2 separate regions of the Homo sapiens genome follow, and region 1 is linked to region 2. A link is a loop called in an ENCODE intact Hi-C map of the cell type or tissue named here. Cell type or tissue: heart right ventricle. All regions are shown on one strand.

Region 1 (8,000 bases), 310 kb after region 2:
TAGTCTCGATGGTCTTTATATTTTGGCATGATTTTGCAACGGCTGGTACTGGTTGTTCCTTTCCATGTTTAGCGCTTCCTTCAGGAGCTCTTTTAGGGCAGGCCTGGTGGTGACAAAATCTCACAGCATTTGCTTGTCTGTAAAGTATTTTATTTCTCCTTCACTTATGAAGCCTAGTTTGGCTGGATATGAAATTCTGGGTTGAAAATTCTTTTCTTTAAGAATGTTGAATATTGGCCCCCACTCTCTTCTGGCTTGTAGTGTTTCTGCCGAGAGATCCGCTGTTAGTCTGATGGGCTTCCCTTTGAGGGTAACCCGACCTTTCTCTCTGGCTGCCCTTAACATTTTTTCCTTCATTTCAATTTGGTGAATCTGACAATTATGTGTCTTGGAGTTGCTCTTCTCGAGGAGTATCTCTGTGGCGTTCTCTGTATTTCCTGAATCTGAACGTTGGCCTGCCTTGCTAGATTGGGGAAGTTCTCCTGGATAATATCCTGCAGAGTGTTTTCCAACTTGGTTCCATTCTCCCCATCACTTTCAGGTACACCAATCAGACGTAGATTTGGTCTTTTCACATAGTCCCATATTTCTTGGAGGCTTTGCTCATTTCTTTTTATTCTTTTTTCTCTAAACTTCCCTTCTCGCTTCATTTCATTTATTTCATCTTCCGTTGCTGATACCCTTTCTTCCAGTTGATTGCATCGGCTCCTGAGGCTTGTGCATTCTTCACGTAGTTCTCGAGCCTTGGTTTTCAGCTCCATCAGCTCCTTTAAGCACTTCTCTGTATTGGTTATTCTAGTTATACATTCATCTAAATTTTTTTCAAAGTTTTCAACTTCTTTGCCTTTGGTTTGAATGTCCTCCCGTAGCTCAGAGTAATTTGATCGTCTGAAGCCTTCTTCTCTCAGCTCGTCAAAGTCATTCTCCATCCAGCTTTGTTCCGTTGCTGGTGAGGAACTGCGTTCCTTTGGAGGAGGAGAGGCGCTCTGCGTTTTAGAGTTTCCAGTTTTTCTGTTCTCTTTTTCCCCATCTTTGTGGTTTTATCTACTTTTGGTCTTTGATGATGGTGATGTACAGATGGGTTTTTGGTGTGGATGTCCTTTCTGTTTGTTAGTTTTCCTTCTAACAGACAGGACCCTTAGCTGCAGGTCTGTTGGAATACCCTGCCGTGTGAGGTGTCAGTGTGCCCCTGCTGGGGGTTGCCTCCCAGTTAGGCTGCTCGGGGATCAGGGGTCAGGGACCCACTTGAAGAGGCAGTCTGCCCGTTCTCAGATCTCCCGCTGCGTGCTGGGAGAACCACTGCTCTCTTCAAAGCTGTCAGACAGGGACATGTAAGTCTGCAGAGGTTACTGCTGTCTTTTTGTTTGTGCCCTGCCCCCAGAGGTGGAGCCTACAGAGGCAGGCAGGCCTCCTTGAGCTGTGGTGAGCTCCACCCAGTTCGAGCTTCCCGGCTGCTTTGTTTACCTAAGTGAGCCTGGGCAATGGTGGGCGCCCCTCCCCCAGCCTCGCTGCCGCCTTGCAGTTTGATCTCAGACTGCTGTGCTAGCAATCAGCGAGACTCCGTGGGCGTAGGACCCTCCGAGCCAGGTGCGGGATATAATCTCGTGGTGCGCAGTTTTTTAAGCCGGTCCGAAAAGCGCAATATTCAGGTGGGAGTGACCCGATTTTCCAGGTGTGTCCGTCAGCCCTTTCTTTGACTCAGAAAGGGAACTCCCTGACCCCTTGCGCTTCCCAAGTGAGGCAATGCCTCGCCCTGCTTCGGCTTGCGCACGGTGCACGCACCCACTGACCCGCGCCCACTGCCTGGCACTCCCTAGTGAGATGAACCCGGTACCTCAGATGGAAATGCAGAAATCACCCGTCTTCTGCGTCGCTCACGCTGGGAGCTGTAGACCGGAGCTGTTCCTATTCGGCCATCTTTCCTTTTTCCTCCTGGGCCTCTTTCATAGAGCCACCCTCATGACCTAATCACCCCCCAAAAGGCCTTGCAGGTGAGGATTTCAACATAAGGATTTTAAGGGTACACAAACATTCAGACCGCAAAAGGGCCCTGAATCTCCTTCCCTCAGCTAGTGTTCTCCAGCCCAAGATTCAGCCAAGGGGAGGACATATGACTCAAGTTTGGACTCTTTGTCTATATCAGTTTTTGCTCTGGTAACAAACAGCCCCCGAATCTCAGTGACTTAAGACCAGTAACACATATTTTTTGCTCCCACGTCTGAGGGCGGGCTTTGACATGGCTCACCTCTCACCCAGCTGTGGCCCCTCTCTGGGAGATGCTGTTCTCCCGCAGAGAGGAGCAAGAGGCTGATGTAAAGCACTCAGGTGCATTTCAGGCTGCCCACACCTGGCACACGTGATGCCCACTCACATTCCATTGACCAATGCAAGTTATATGGCCAACTTGGACGCTGAGTAGAGTGGGATGGATCAACCTCGCTGCAGGGATGGAGTGGATAATTGGGAGCAGTAGCACACATCTACCACCATCCCCCGACTTTGACTTGAGAAGCTGGGACATGGACTCACTCAGCCACGGGCCCTGCTGAGCAGCTCCTGCCTCCAAACTGCCCATGCTGGCTGGCTCCTGTCTTTCCCATATGGCCTCTTCAGCCCTCTCGACAGCCCCATATGTGCATGCCCCGTCTCTTTTCATTCAGTTCCTCTTTGGGCTTATACTGGCCGCAGTCAGCTTCTGTGGCTTGCAATAATAATAATTTAAAAAACCCTCATAAGCTGACACATAGTAACCACAAATTGGGGTGATGCTAGCAGAATTCCTTTTTGGAAACGAGAGGGCTAACAATTTATATTTGCAGACAGTGCGATAAATGTGGTTGACAAGGGGAATCCAGGACAAGGGCCTGGAAGGAAGCCCAGGGGCCAGAAGAAGAGACACGAGGGTCTCCACAGGGGAGGTGGGAAGACAGCAGAGACCAACTTTGCTCATATCTCCACTTGGCCAGCTAAAAACATTTGAAGTCCTAGCCCCAGCCCCAGCCCCCAGACACCTGCATGCATCCTCTGAGGTCCCAGGCCCCAGCAGGATGGAGGCTTCCTCTTACTCCCCTCTAGTTCCCAGTTTCTCAACCCTGACTGCATATTAGAAACCTCTGGGGAATTCAAACAAACAAAGCCCGGGTTCCTCCCCAGCCCAGTTAAATCAGGCGCTCTCAGGGTGGGCCCTGGCCATGGGCATTTTTAAGAGCTCCCCAGGTGACTCTAATGAGCAGCCAGGGTTGAGACCCACTGCCCCACTTCTCCTGAACTCTGCAGTGCGTGGAGAGGCCAAGGGACTGGGAGCAAAGCCAGAAACAGGAAAACGTAGGCACTTTACAGCCTTAGGTTCCTATTTAGCAGCTTCCAGACATATTTTGTTTGATCTGCAGATAATACATTTGAGCTAACATTTAAAAATTGGGAGATTTCACATTATCCAGATTCCTTTTGTTTTTGGTTGAAAAATCTCAAGTTCTGGCATCTCAGGGCTTCTGCAACACATGACTTACACAGATGACAGGCCGAGTCCTCACAGGTAACCATCTATTCCTCGGTCCTAAATCCCTTTCTTGAGCACTCGGCCAACTGTGATCCCACTAGACCCCTACGCCTAGGCAGATACCTCAGCAGGACCAACTGAGGGGCCAAGTGCCAGCTGGGGGCTTTCTCCTCACCCCACGCTGCTCACTCCAAGTTCCTCTTTGGGTTGGTTTTTATTATTTTGGAGTTGTTGTTTTGGCTTTTAGTCACATTTAAAATGTGTTTTAAAAATCATTTTTTTGTTATATGAATTTTAGATAATTTGGAATATACAGTAAAGTATAAAGAAGAAAATGAAAATCACCTATCATCTTAACTGCCTTTTGGGTTCTGAATACACAAAGATTCTACGATGTTCTGAAAGGAAGTCCCCACTTCAGTGTGATGGAAGCCCTGGAAGCCTCCAGTGGGAACCATTTGTTCCATTGCTTTTTTCCTTTTTTTTTTTTTTTTTTTTTTTTGAGACAGAGTCTCACTTTGTCACCCAGTCTGGAATGCAGTGGTGTGGTCTCAGCTCACTGCAGCCTTGACCTCCCAGGTTCAAATGATCCTCCCACCTCAGTCCCCCAGATAGGTGCGACTATAGGCACACTACCACACCCAGCTAATTTTTGTATTTTTAGTAGAGATGGGTTTCCCCATGTTGCCCAGGCTGGTCTTGAACTCCTGAGCTCAAGCGATTGGTCCACCTCAGCCTCCCAGAGTGCTGGGATTACAGGCGTGAGCCACCCTACCCAGCCTGTTCCATTTCTTAAAAGTCAGGACATTCAACACTTTCAAAAGGCTGATCCATCTGACCTTTAATATTTGTCAGAGACAGACTCTGAGAACCCACCTTATTTTTTAGATCTGCATTTCTTCCTAATACATAATAACAAAAATTACAACTAGAAAGAAATCTTTTGGAAAGAACCTCTGCTGGGTGGCAGGCGGGGAGCTGGCAGCTGGAGGTGAAACAAGACCTCTGGCTCAGGTTGCATGTGCCCTCTGGTGGCAGCTGGGGGGTGGCTTTGGGCAGGGCTGTGTCAGCCCTCACGCTCAAGCCAGTGGTTCTCAAGGTGGGGCCCAGCCTCACTTGGGAATGTGTTAGAAATGCAGTTTTTCAGGCCCACCCCCAGACCTCATGAATGAGAAACTCTGGGGTGGGACCCAGTAATCTGTGTTTTCGCAGGTGACTTCAGGCTGTTCTGGTGAACAAGTTTGAGAATGATTGTTCTAAGGAAGTATGGGCCTGGTACTGGAGAAATGTGCCAACACGGCCTAGGGCTCCAGGAGCAAAACCCTGTCCTCCGTGCAGAGGAGGACAGGGAAGGGAACGGCGAAGAACAGGATCCAGGATATGCTGGTGCCAGGCCAAACGTGGCTCATGGAGGTCCCTGCCCACACTCACCTGCACCTCCCTCTCAACCCGAAGGCTGCAGAGCTGGGAAGCGGGCAGAATGGACCTCTCTCAGAGCAACCGGTCCAGGCTCCTTCGGACGGGGTTTAAAAGGCCCTGCCACGTGTGTGAAGCTAAATCTGGGATTCTTAGGAGAAAAATCAGGGTATCACAACAGAGTGGTCCCAGAACCCTAGAAAGCCCATCCTGAGGGGAAATAAGACTTGAACCTCAAGCAAAGACAGGAACCAAAAGCAAACGTTGAGATGGAACAAACAGAAACACTTAAAATATGCTCAAGGAGGGAGGAGAGAAAAGAAGTGTGGCCCCCTTGGTCAGATGGAAAGGAATTCTCTGAGACATTCAATCACCCAGATACCTTCCAGGAGGAAATGCTTTATAATTCAATTACTGTCAACAGAAAAAATCCCCACACTGACTCACAACGCAGCAGTACTGGCTCTTGTGGAAGTTGGTCTAAGGCTCCAGAGGGATGAAGCATGGACAGGCCCCCAGCAGGCCCCTGCTGCGAGGCTTCCAAGACAAGTGATTGTTCGCAGCACATCTAGCTGGTAAAGACATCTTTTTGCACCTGGCTAAATCAAGCAGGAGTTTGTAGAGAAAATCTGACAAAAAAGCAAGGTTTCAGACAGGCAGATGGGAGATGTCATAGTAAATATGTTACTTCAAATTTATCCCTCTCCTTCTAGAAACAATTCTGTTTATACTTGTCATTCTAATAATACTATTACAGAGATGCTCTGATTCAGTCAAGACACGGTATTTCAGATTACATGTCTAATCTAAAACCTTAATCACTCAATAAGTATTTACTGAATACCTACTATGTGGCAGTCATTGTTCTAGGTTTTGGGTTACAGCAGTAAATAAACAAAAATCTTTGCCCTCATAGAGCTTACATTCTAATGGTGAGGAAACGTAATAAACAAAATAAGTAAAAAGGAGTAAGGCTTAGAGTTCATCTTCTGCATGGCCTCTCATCATTAAACTCTTTTTTTTTTTTTTTGAGACAGAGTCTTCCTCTTGTTGCCCAGGCTGGAGTGCAGTGGCGTGATCTTGGCTCACTGCAACCTGCCTTCTGGTTTCAAGCGATTCTCCTGCCTCAGCCTCCCGAGTATCTGGGATTACAGGCACCCACCACCATGCCCAGCTAATTTTTATATTTTTAGTGGAGACAGGGTTTCACCATGTTGGCTAGGCTGGTCTCGAACTCCTGACCTCGTGATCTGCCCACCTTGGCCTCTCAAAGTGCTGGGATTACAGGCGTGAGCCACCACGCCCAGCCCAAATTTTTAATTCTAAATTTTCAAAACCTGTGTATCAGCTTTTTTCTGGACTAGAAGAGAGAGGGTGACAATGTTTAGAGTCTTCATGTTAGGAAAGTCAGCTCAGGATGGGGCTTCTAAAATAATATGCAACTGAATTACCCATTCACATCTTGTAAAATGCAGATTCAGATGGGTCTGGGCAAGAGCCCGATGCAAGCTCACATAGGACACCGGTGCTGCTGGGCTGCAGTTGCAGACCATGTTTTTGAGTGTCACGAGTTTAGGAGTCAGGCTGTTAAGGATGCAGCAGCCCCAAGAGCAGGAATTCTTAGCCAGGTCCTGCCCTCCTCATGATTCCTTGCGGCAGGTCTGCGCTTCCACCTGGGGGCGCTGTAGATGGTTTTCAGGGTACCCTTTTGCATCATGTCACCCAGTCTCCATAGCAACTCTGTCAGGTGAGGAAACGGCACCCTAGAGAGGTTAAGGGCAATCACAGAGCCTGTGGAGGCAAAGCTGGGAGTTGACTCCCATCCCTGTCTGGAGGGCTTGGCTGGGCCCTAGGGCTCTGCATGAAGGATGAGGGGGATGCCTTTGGGCAAGTCCTGTGAGGCCTGGGAAGAGGCCAGCTCAGCAGTAAGTGTCTTTGAGAGTCATATATAGCCAGGCATTTATGGGGCTCAGAGGCCCTTTAATCTAAACAGGCCTAGCTACTCTGGCCAGTGGCTTGGGGGTAGGCTTCTGGTTTACCTCTTTAGTTCTCTGCTGTGGTGTGAATTTCAAAAGCAGCAGTGAGGGCAGCTGTCAGAAATGTTCAGCCCTCCCAGGTGGCTCTTCACAGCCCAGATTAACACAGGCAGGGGAGAGGGATGGCAGGAAAAAGGATTATGCCCTTCCTGCAGGCTGGGAGTCATGAGGAGTTGTTCATTCTCATTCCATAGGATCTCTTGGAAAGATTGCCACATAGACAGCTATTTCCTTATGTAAAGTTGGGAGATGTGTCAATAGAGAGAGGTTATTCGGCCAGTCAAAACACACTCAGCCCACTCGTCCTCTAAATATTTAACCATCTAGAATGGCAAACACTGCTTTATAGCATGTAATAAATTATGTACTGAGATGTGGAGCTGCTTTATGATGGTGTGAGACTCCATCTCAAAAAAAAAAAAAAGAAAAAGAAGCAATGAAACTTGAAGATCTGAGTTTTCTCTCTCTCCTAGTCTGTCCCCATTAGTGCATCATGATTATAGCCTTTTGATTTTCATAGTTAATTGCTGCTTTATCATGGGCCTAAAATAACAAAGACAACAACTGGAGATTTCCTTGGTGGAAAAGAAAGTGCCAATGAGAGTTCTGTAGGCAGACACATTCCTTCAGGGAAGGCAAAGGCGAAAGCCAAGGCAAGCCAACATGTTCCCCCTGGGGAATTCTGCTCATGATATTAAGTGTGGAGTGTCTGCAACAGACTTGATGGCCAAGACTCAGAAAGGCTATCTAGCAATAAGGACAGAGGGTGAGGTGCCAAGAGCAGAATTTTCCAAAACTAGAGCCAAGATCAATTGTAACAATGGCCAAGGGAGGCAGTTGGCTTCTCAGAAGATGAAAACAGACAAAGCCTCTAAAAACAAGGGAGGATGATAAAAGTGTAGGTTAGTTCAGGATCTATAGCAGATAGGAAACCCAATAGAGTATTGGTCACTAAGTGGCCAAGCAAGATTCTAGAAAATAGAAGGCAAGGCATTGATGAAGGAAATTTGCTCTCAAGATTTTCTCACCAACTACCCCCCAACTCCACC
Region 2 (8,000 bases):
GCTTTGATCAGAAGAGCTGGAGATCTGAGGCTCAAGGGCAGGCCTCGGTTCAAAGCCAGCTGCACTTAATTGACTGCAACATTTGTCCAGTCTCTCAACTTTCTGGGCCTCCTTGTTTATAAAATGGGTATTCATGACCATCCATCTCCCAAAGCTGCTGTGAGGCCCCAGTGAGAAGACTTGCTGAGTGCTAGGTAAGGGGCCCTTAGGGAGAGGTGGGGTCTTGAATCTTGGCTCAGGGCCCTCTCCTGGTCTCTGTCACAAGGCCTGGCTCCTCCCTCCCCTTCCATCCCAGGACTGGCCGCCATGGTCCAAGGTGAGCCTTCCCTTCCAGGCTGTGTTTCTAGGGAGGCGCTGACTCTGCCTCAGGACTATGCTCACTGCTGCGCAGCCCCCGATGACCAACACCTGCATCACGATTCCTGTTTCTACACGGGGACAACGGAGGCTTAGACTGGGTAAGAGACCAGCTTGAGGCTTTGCAGCCAGGAAGTGGCAGGGACAGTCCCGAAGCCTGATGAAGTCTGCACATCCACGCCTCCTGCTGGTTGCTCCCGGGGCCCCGAGGTGCCTGGGCCCTGTGGGGTCTGAGTGGGGGTGCCTACCACGGTGCCATTGGGCAGGCAGATCATCATCTCCACGGGGAAGCTGTACTTCTCCAGGTGCAGGCCAGCCAGCTTCTGGTGGGACGAGTTCTCCTGGTTGTTCTGTGGGGACAGTTGCACACTCCTGATGCCGCGGCCCCCACCACTGTTCCGGACGCTCCTGTTCCTGCCACCTGCCCGCTCACCTGCAGTTCCTCCAGCTCCTTCACCAGGGACCAGGTGCTGATGAAGCTCTCGTTGAGCAGGGTGAGGATGGGCGAACTTTCCAGGACAGTCTCCCGGAGAGTCCGCCCTGAACCTGTTCAGGAAGACAGAAGGGTGAGGCGCCCCCACATCTTGCTGGGGTGCAATCTTGCTTTGGGGAGACCTCACGGGCTGCAGGACAGTCTCTGCACCCAAGTGAAATAACAGATTCAAAGAGCCTGAGGTAGAGTAGGTGCTGAATAAATGATAGTTGGAATTAACATCAATAATATACCAGCATCCTGGGCTGAGATTAGGGTTAGGGGTTCTACCTGGCCCTGGGGACTTGCAGACAGTGACAGCTTCTTAAATCCAATGAACGCTCTGTGTCCCAGGGCCTTCACACAGGCTGTTCCTCTACCTGGAACACTCCATCCGGTCACTTGAGAAACTCCTACTCATCCTTCAAAGTCTCAGCGTAAATATCACTGTCTTCACAAAGCCTTCCCTGACCCCCAGTTATACACTCTGGTGCCACTCTGGACTGTCCCCTGTAGAACACTCACCGTGCTTGTACTGACTCATTTGGTGTCTGCCTTTGCACTGTGTCTCCCCCTTTGAGGGCAGGGACCCCTTCTGCCTTCCTCACTGTGGGACGCAAGCACCCAGCCCACTGCTGCACTGACGGTTGACGGGGTGAGGGTGGGGCACTGTTTTGTTCATCTTTGTGCCCACTGCCAGACACCCAAAGGACGTTGCATCTAGGGGGCCTCTGGTGAATTTCCTGAATCAATTAACACAAGCCCAGCCTCTGGCCCGATTTTTTCTCTTACACGTATATAACACTTTACAGTGTATGCGGCACTTTCACCTCCATGTCCACAGCTATGAGAGGTAAGTGTGTTATCCCCTCTTACTATTGAGAAAACTGAGGCTCACAGAGGGGAAGACACTTGGTCAAGGTTACCAAGCTGACAATGGCTGAGTTTGAACCCAGTCTGCCAGGGCCCTTTCTTCAGCATCTGGTAGCTCCCTCTGGGCTCAGCACAGAAACCCCCAAGCCCTCACCCCACGCCCCTACCATGGGCAGTCCCTGAGGCCCTCACAACTCAACAGAAGAGTCCCATTGGTCTCAGAGCCTCTGGTACCCCACAAGGTGTGGACTTTCCCACTGCTCCCCTTAGATCCAGCCGGGCCCCTCACCTCAGCAGGACTGGTCATCCAGGGCCCCCCACAGCAGGATTGAGTGCACCAGCTTGTTCTCAGCCTTGGCTCGGTCGAAGGCCTCAGTGAACGGCAAGTAGGAGACCTGGGGCCACACCGAGACAGAGCGAAGCCATCATCAAAGCGGCCAGGGTCCCACTCGGGCTGAGTCTGTAGTGTGTGCAAGTGTGTGTGTGTGTGTGTGTGTGTGTGTGTGTGTGTGTGTGTTTGTGTGTAGGCATATATATTTGTGTGTATGTCTGTGTATATGTACATTTGTATGTGTATATATGTTTGTGTATGTTTGTATATGTGTGTATGTGTGTGTGTATATATATGTTAGTGTGTGTGTTTGTATGTGTGTGAAGTGGGTGCTACTAAGCCAGGGGATGGATGTCTCCTCCAAGTTCTATTTATTATTATTATTTTCATTTATTTTTTATTTTGAGATGGAGTCTCACTCTGTTGCCCAGGCTGGAGTGCAGTGGCGCAATCATAGCTCATTGCAGCCTTGAACTCCTGGGCTCAAACAGTCCTCCTGCCTCAGCCTCCCCAAAGCTTTGGTACTACAGGTGCGTGCTACCACCACCCCCAGGTAATTAAAAAAATTCTTTTGTAGATATGGGGTCTCGCTATGTTGCCCAGATTGCTCTTGAACTCCTGGCCACAAGTGATTCTCTGCCTCAGCCTCCCAAAGTTTTGGATTATAGGCATGAGCCATTGCACCTGGCCTCTTCCTCCAAGTTCTGAATGGCAGCGGGGAGGCCCCGCTGGCACAGCTGGGCCCAACAGTGAGACAGCCTCAGTAGCAAGCCCTGCACACATACCAGCGTCTGTGCCCAGCTGCTGCTCCACAGCTCCCAGCCTCTGCCCATGCAGCCTGACCCTGGCCTTCACCCCTGCCCAGCCTCACCTTCTTGAAGGGGTACATGGCCACCTCCAGGCGCCGGGCAGCCTCCTCCCAGCTCAGCTCCTGCTGCCACTTGATCTCCTCAAACACAAACTGCAGGGGCTCCCCTGAAGGCAGGTGGCTGTCGATCATGCTGCCATCCTCATCCAGGATCACGGAGGGCACAGAGGGGCCCGTGGCCTCCAGCTCCATCTGGGCCAGAGGTCAGTGGTAGGGGGAAGGCTCAGAGATGGGCAAGAATCCTCAGGGGCTCCCCTAGAGACCCTCCAAAATGCTCCACTCATTGCAGAGGGAGGGCGGGGCCCTGCAGCCGAGCCCACCTGGATGGGAGCCTCCTGTGCGCTCACCTGGGGTATGTAGCCGATGTCCACCTCCATGTTGCTGCTTTCACTGGCCCCGTAAAGCCACTCCATGTCCACATTCAGAGACCTGGGATGGCCAGGGCAGAGTGACACCATCATCAAAGCCCATTATCTGTGTCACACTTTATCTCACATAATACCTGCAACTGTCTCCACTTTCCAGATGAGGACACTGAGGTTTCTCAAGGTGAACACCTGCTCTCAGAGCCACTGGGATTCTGGCTGCAGAGCCCTGGCCCTCTTCCCCACCAGGCTGCCCCTTCCTAAGGCACTGGAGCCACTTCACCATCCGCCAGCCCTGCCCCTCGCAATTCACAAAGGGCCTGCACAGCCATGGCCCGTGTACTCTCCAGGACCCTTTGAAGCAGAGAGATGGCCAGTGCCTCAAGGCGGGTCACAGGGTGGGGCAGGAATGAAAACGAGCACCGTGGTCCCTGCACAGGCCTCTGGCGGGCAGCAGGAAATCTGAGCCGAGCAGTGCAATCTGCAGATCCGCCGCACGAGGGAGCCCCAGCACTGGCAAACCACCACCTCCGCAGCAGGGGGCACAGAGGGCAGAGCTAGGTAACCCCCGGGGGTCAGCAGTCCCTGGTGCCTGGTCCTCAGACATGAGCCCAGGAACAGCTGGTCCTGGAGCTGGCCACTGCCTCTCTCCTCCTGTCCCATACAGTCCAGGCCCCCTCCTCAACAACCCTGCGATGGAGGCAGGTGTGCCCAGCCCTAGGTGAGCAGATGGAGGGCTTGTGCCCTCCTCTTCCTTTTCCCTTTGACCGGGAAGCCCCTGCCCTTCCCACTCTGGGGAGGGAGGGAAGCCACCCCCACTCCTAGGGGCAATTTTCTCTTCCCATGTTATCCCGACCATCCTCTCACGCCTGCCCTGTGGGTGAAGTAGGCCAGGAGTCAGTCTCCCATCCGGCAGATGAGGAAACAGGCCTACAGAGGGCCAGGGCCTTGCCCACAGCCACACAGCCAATGGGTTCCACAGCAGAGACTTAACTGCAGACCTCCTGGCTCCCAGCCAGGTCTCATCCCTGTAGAGCGGTCACTCAGGCCCACTCGGTGGCCACTTGCTATCAGTTAGGAATCTGGACAAACTTGAAGCCAGGGCCTCCGGGGTCCTCTACTCTGCTGACAGGTGGCCAGCCCTGAGGAGGTGAGGCAAGCAGGTGGCTGGTGTAGCACCGTCCCGGAAGCCCCTCTGGGGCTCTGCAGCAGTGGAGGGCCTGCCCTTGGCCTTTGGATGTGCTGTTCCTCTGCCCAGCAAAACCCTCAGAGCCCTGATCTCTGCTGAGATGACCTTTTTCTTCTGGGAAGCCTTCCTGGACCCCACAGCTGGGTCCCTGCCTAGCTGCTGGCCTTCCTCTTGGTGGCGTGCACAGGCTGCGGTTACAGCTCTGCCTGGGGCCTGTCAGCAGTATGAGGGCGGGGAGGCCCAGCTTCAGGAAGGGTCTGCGGACTGCTGCACTGGGTCCCAGGCACAGAGGTGGAGGGCCAGGCCACGGGTGCCTGGGAAGAGCTGGTGGGTGATCAGCTCATTCTCTTGCCTGCCTCATGCCGCCTCCTGCCACGTCAGCCCCATGAGATGGGCTCTGGGGAGCAAAGGAAGGGGCAGAGACAGAAGAGGCCCCTAGGCTCCTGGAGCTGGGGAGCAGGACAAGCTGTAGGAGGGAGCCAAGGCTGGGCCAGGGTCAAGCTCCCACCTGTGGTTGGGCACGAAGAGCCGGAAGTCGCGGACGTGGGTGGCGTCTTTGGAGAGGATGATGTGGCCGGTGAACTGAGCAGGGGAGAACCAAAAGGGGAAGTCGGGCGGCTCACTGAGCTGGAACTCGGCATGGATCCTGTGGGGAAGGGGATCTGCTGCACCAGAGCTGCCCACCTTCTCCCCAGGAGCCCGGGAAGCCTTGGCCAGAATCATCAGGGAGAGGAGGCTGAGTGTGGGGGTGGAGGTGGATGGGCCAGTGGGCAGCAGCGAGGCTCTCCAAATGCTGCTCATCCTTCGAGGCCCGGGTCACATGCCCCTCCTCTGGAAGCCCTGCCTGGACCCCCTCCCCCAGCCTTCACAGCTTCTGGAGGGCATGTGTGACTGGGTGTCCTTCCCACTTCTGTGTGGATGGCACAACCATGGCTACCAGCCCCGTGCCAAGCAAGTTCCACAACTTTTCTTTCTGAACCCTCACGTGCCTTACGAGGAAGTCATCAGCACCCGGATCCACAGGTGAGAAAACTGAGGCTCAGAGAGCCAAAGCTGCTTGCCCAAGACGGCAGTGGGAGGAGAGGTGGAGCTGGGGGGCTCAAGCTGGGCCCTCCCCTCTGGGCGCTGTACCGTCATGCCTCCCCGGTGCTCCAGGCCAGCCAGTGTGGCCCACTCACCGGAACATCACAGTGTAGTAGAAGTCGCTGATGGCAGTCAGGCAGGCCACAGCTCCCTGAGGGGCAAAGCGGGTCTTCACAAAGGGCCGAGGGTGGAACATGCTCAGGAGCCGGTGGATGATGACCTGGGGGCGGCGGGAGGCACGTACTGGCTTGCTGGGTCCCGCTGGGCCTGGATCCGCTGGGGTGGGGGTCAGCCCAGACCCGACGGCCCAGGGGCCCCATGGGGAGGGGGCAGGTCCAGAGGAAGGCAGGAGAGCAGGTGGAGCAGGCCTGGCACTGGGGTCCAGGCGCAGACAGAGGGGTGGCCACTCCTGGGCTCGGGCGGAGGGGCCCCACGTCGCACCCCAGCTGTCCTCACCTCCTTGCCCTTGGGCGGCGGTGGATAGAAGCGGTTGTTGGACAGGTAGCCAGTGAACATGCTCAGCTCACTGGGGATGATCCACCAGGGCTCACCCAGCTCCTGGCCTGGCGGGGGAAGGAAGGGCTGGAAGTGGCGGGTGGCAAACACTGCACTTGGTGAGGCGGCGGCTGTCCAGTTTCGGAGGCCGGACAGGGCGAGGCGGGAGACCTGGGGCGGGGGAAAGCAAAGCTCCAGGAATCTGAGAACCTGACTCCGGGGTCTCCTGTACCATGTGGGTGGAGGTCTCCCTCAAGCCCCGAGCCAGCCCACACCAAGGGAGCAGATGGACCCCAGGGAGGTTCCTGCCCTTATGATGGCCACAAGCTTAGCAATATCCCGCCAGAGAGAGGCTCCTCTCCCTGCTGCAGTGCCTCTGCAGCCCACCCAGGCACAGCCCACCCAGGCACAGCCCACCCAGGCACAGCCCACCCAGGCACAGCCCACCCAGGCGCAGCCCAGGCCAGAGCAGCTCGCTCGAGGGCAAGGTTGGAATGGGGATGGTGGGGCTCTGTGCCTCACATAGTCCCACCTCCATCCTATGCATAAGCCCATGGGCCAGCCTTGGGTGCCACCACCCTGCCTGGCTTCCCTGGCCCTCCAGCAGCCCTACTCTCCCTCCCCAGTCTCCTCTCCAAGTCTCCTCCCAGGGACTAATGTCCCACTGGCCAGCTCAGGGTTTCGGTTTGGAGCTAAGTCCGATGAGGGTGGTGGCCAATCATGTTTGAGGTGAAATCTCTAGGGTCAAGAGCAGGATGAGACCACAGGGAAGGGGAAGGAAGGCCACCCCCAGAAGGGCCCTGCCTTAAGTACAGCCTGCCCCACCCTGGGCAAAAGGCCTTCCCTAAGCCCGAGTCCTCATCGGTGACCTGCCTCGCCTCTGTCTGACAAGCTGATGGCTCGGAGAGGACGCTCAGAGACCACAGAGCTGTCTACACGTCGGCCAGCATTTGGGGAACAGCAGATTCCCTCTTCTGTCGCCACCTCCCTGGCAGCAGGAGCTCAGGCTTGGTGGGAGGTAGGAGGAAAGCAGGCAGGGAGCTCCCACAGAGACAGATTTAACAGGCGGTTCTCAAGGCAGAGCTGGCTGTGCCGGGCCAGGCCGAGCCCGCCTTCCTGGGTCCTGCTTGTAGGCTTGCCACCCCCTGCAGGGGACCTGCCAGCGATGGGTGCTGGGCTTGCTGGGGCTCTGCTCGGGGGCCAGGGCTAGGGGTGCTGCTCCTGCCTCACCCCAGTTCTTGTTGTCTGTGCGGACTTATCTGCTCAGACCAGCCCATCACTGCCAAATCCATGGAGATGGGTTCCCCATCTCCTTTTGTGGAAGGTCAGACCGGTTTTGACCACTTCCTGGACTCCTGCCTATCTGCTGCACTGTCTCCTTGGCTGAGAAGAACACGTTTATTCATTTGTTCATTCCACAAAATGTTTTATGCACCTACTGTATAGGAAGTTTCTATCAGGGTACACTGTGCACCCTGTCTTCTTGGAGCTTATAGTGGGAGACGGCAAGTAAACAGGACCCAAAACGGGCAATGCCCTTCCCTGTGAGCTCCTCCTTGGAATTTCTGTCCCTCCCTGAACCTGCAGCGATGAGGTTAAGAAAGGGGCTCCCGGCCGGGCATGGTGGCTCACACCTGTAATCCCTATAATCCCTGTACGCCTATAATTCGGGAGGCCGAGGCAGGTGGATCACGAGGTCAGGAGATTGAAACCATCCTGGTCAACATGGTGAAACCCCGTCTCTACTAAAAATACAAAGAAATTAGCCGGGTGTGGTGGTGGGCACCTGTAGTCCCAGCTACTCGGGAGGCTGAAGCAGGAGAATAGCTTGAACCCGGGAGGCGGAGCTTGCAGTGAGCAGAGATCGCGCCACTGCACTCCAGCCTGGGCGACAGAGCGAGACTCCGTCCCAAAAAAAAAAAAAAAAAAAAGAAAGGGGCTCCCCAGCACTGCTTCCCTGGGCTGGG

The links. Hi-C counts contacts between places; a loop is a spot of excess contacts. Peaks named below come from ENCODE experiments on the same cell type or tissue, not always from the same donor. Only the 100,000 strongest peaks of a DNase experiment are listed, where the experiment ranks them.
Region 1: it touches region 2 in a loop (4-fold over the local background); 27 of 110 quality-filtered maps call a loop at or near these places.

Annotation. Positions count from the first base shown.
Region 1 is chr1:25,500,518-25,508,517 of GRCh38, reverse strand. No RefSeq gene overlaps it. Among named protein-coding and RNA genes, the nearest start is that of LDLRAP1, 39 kb to the left of the region's middle. RefSeq lists enhancers at 1,108-2,017, 4,323-4,888, 4,889-5,456. In heart right ventricle, a CTCF peak has its summit at 4,526 (motif pointing left); a DNase peak (open chromatin) is centred at 4,522.
Region 2 is chr1:25,806,784-25,814,783 of GRCh38, reverse strand. It overlaps SELENON (selenoprotein N), which reads right to left. Exons shown (of 12, transcript NM_206926.2): 4 at 5,995-6,204; 5 at 5,634-5,758; 6 at 4,964-5,101; 7 at 3,249-3,330; 8 at 2,905-3,093; 9 at 1,992-2,097; 10 at 791-903; 11 at 606-707. Among named protein-coding and RNA genes, the nearest start is that of MTFR1L, 9.2 kb to the left of the region's middle. RefSeq lists an enhancer at 3,283-4,157. In heart right ventricle, CTCF peaks have their summits at 3,552 and 3,766 (motif pointing right); a DNase peak (open chromatin) is centred at 3,763; H3K4me3 peaks cover 739 bases; H3K27ac peaks cover 3,493 bases.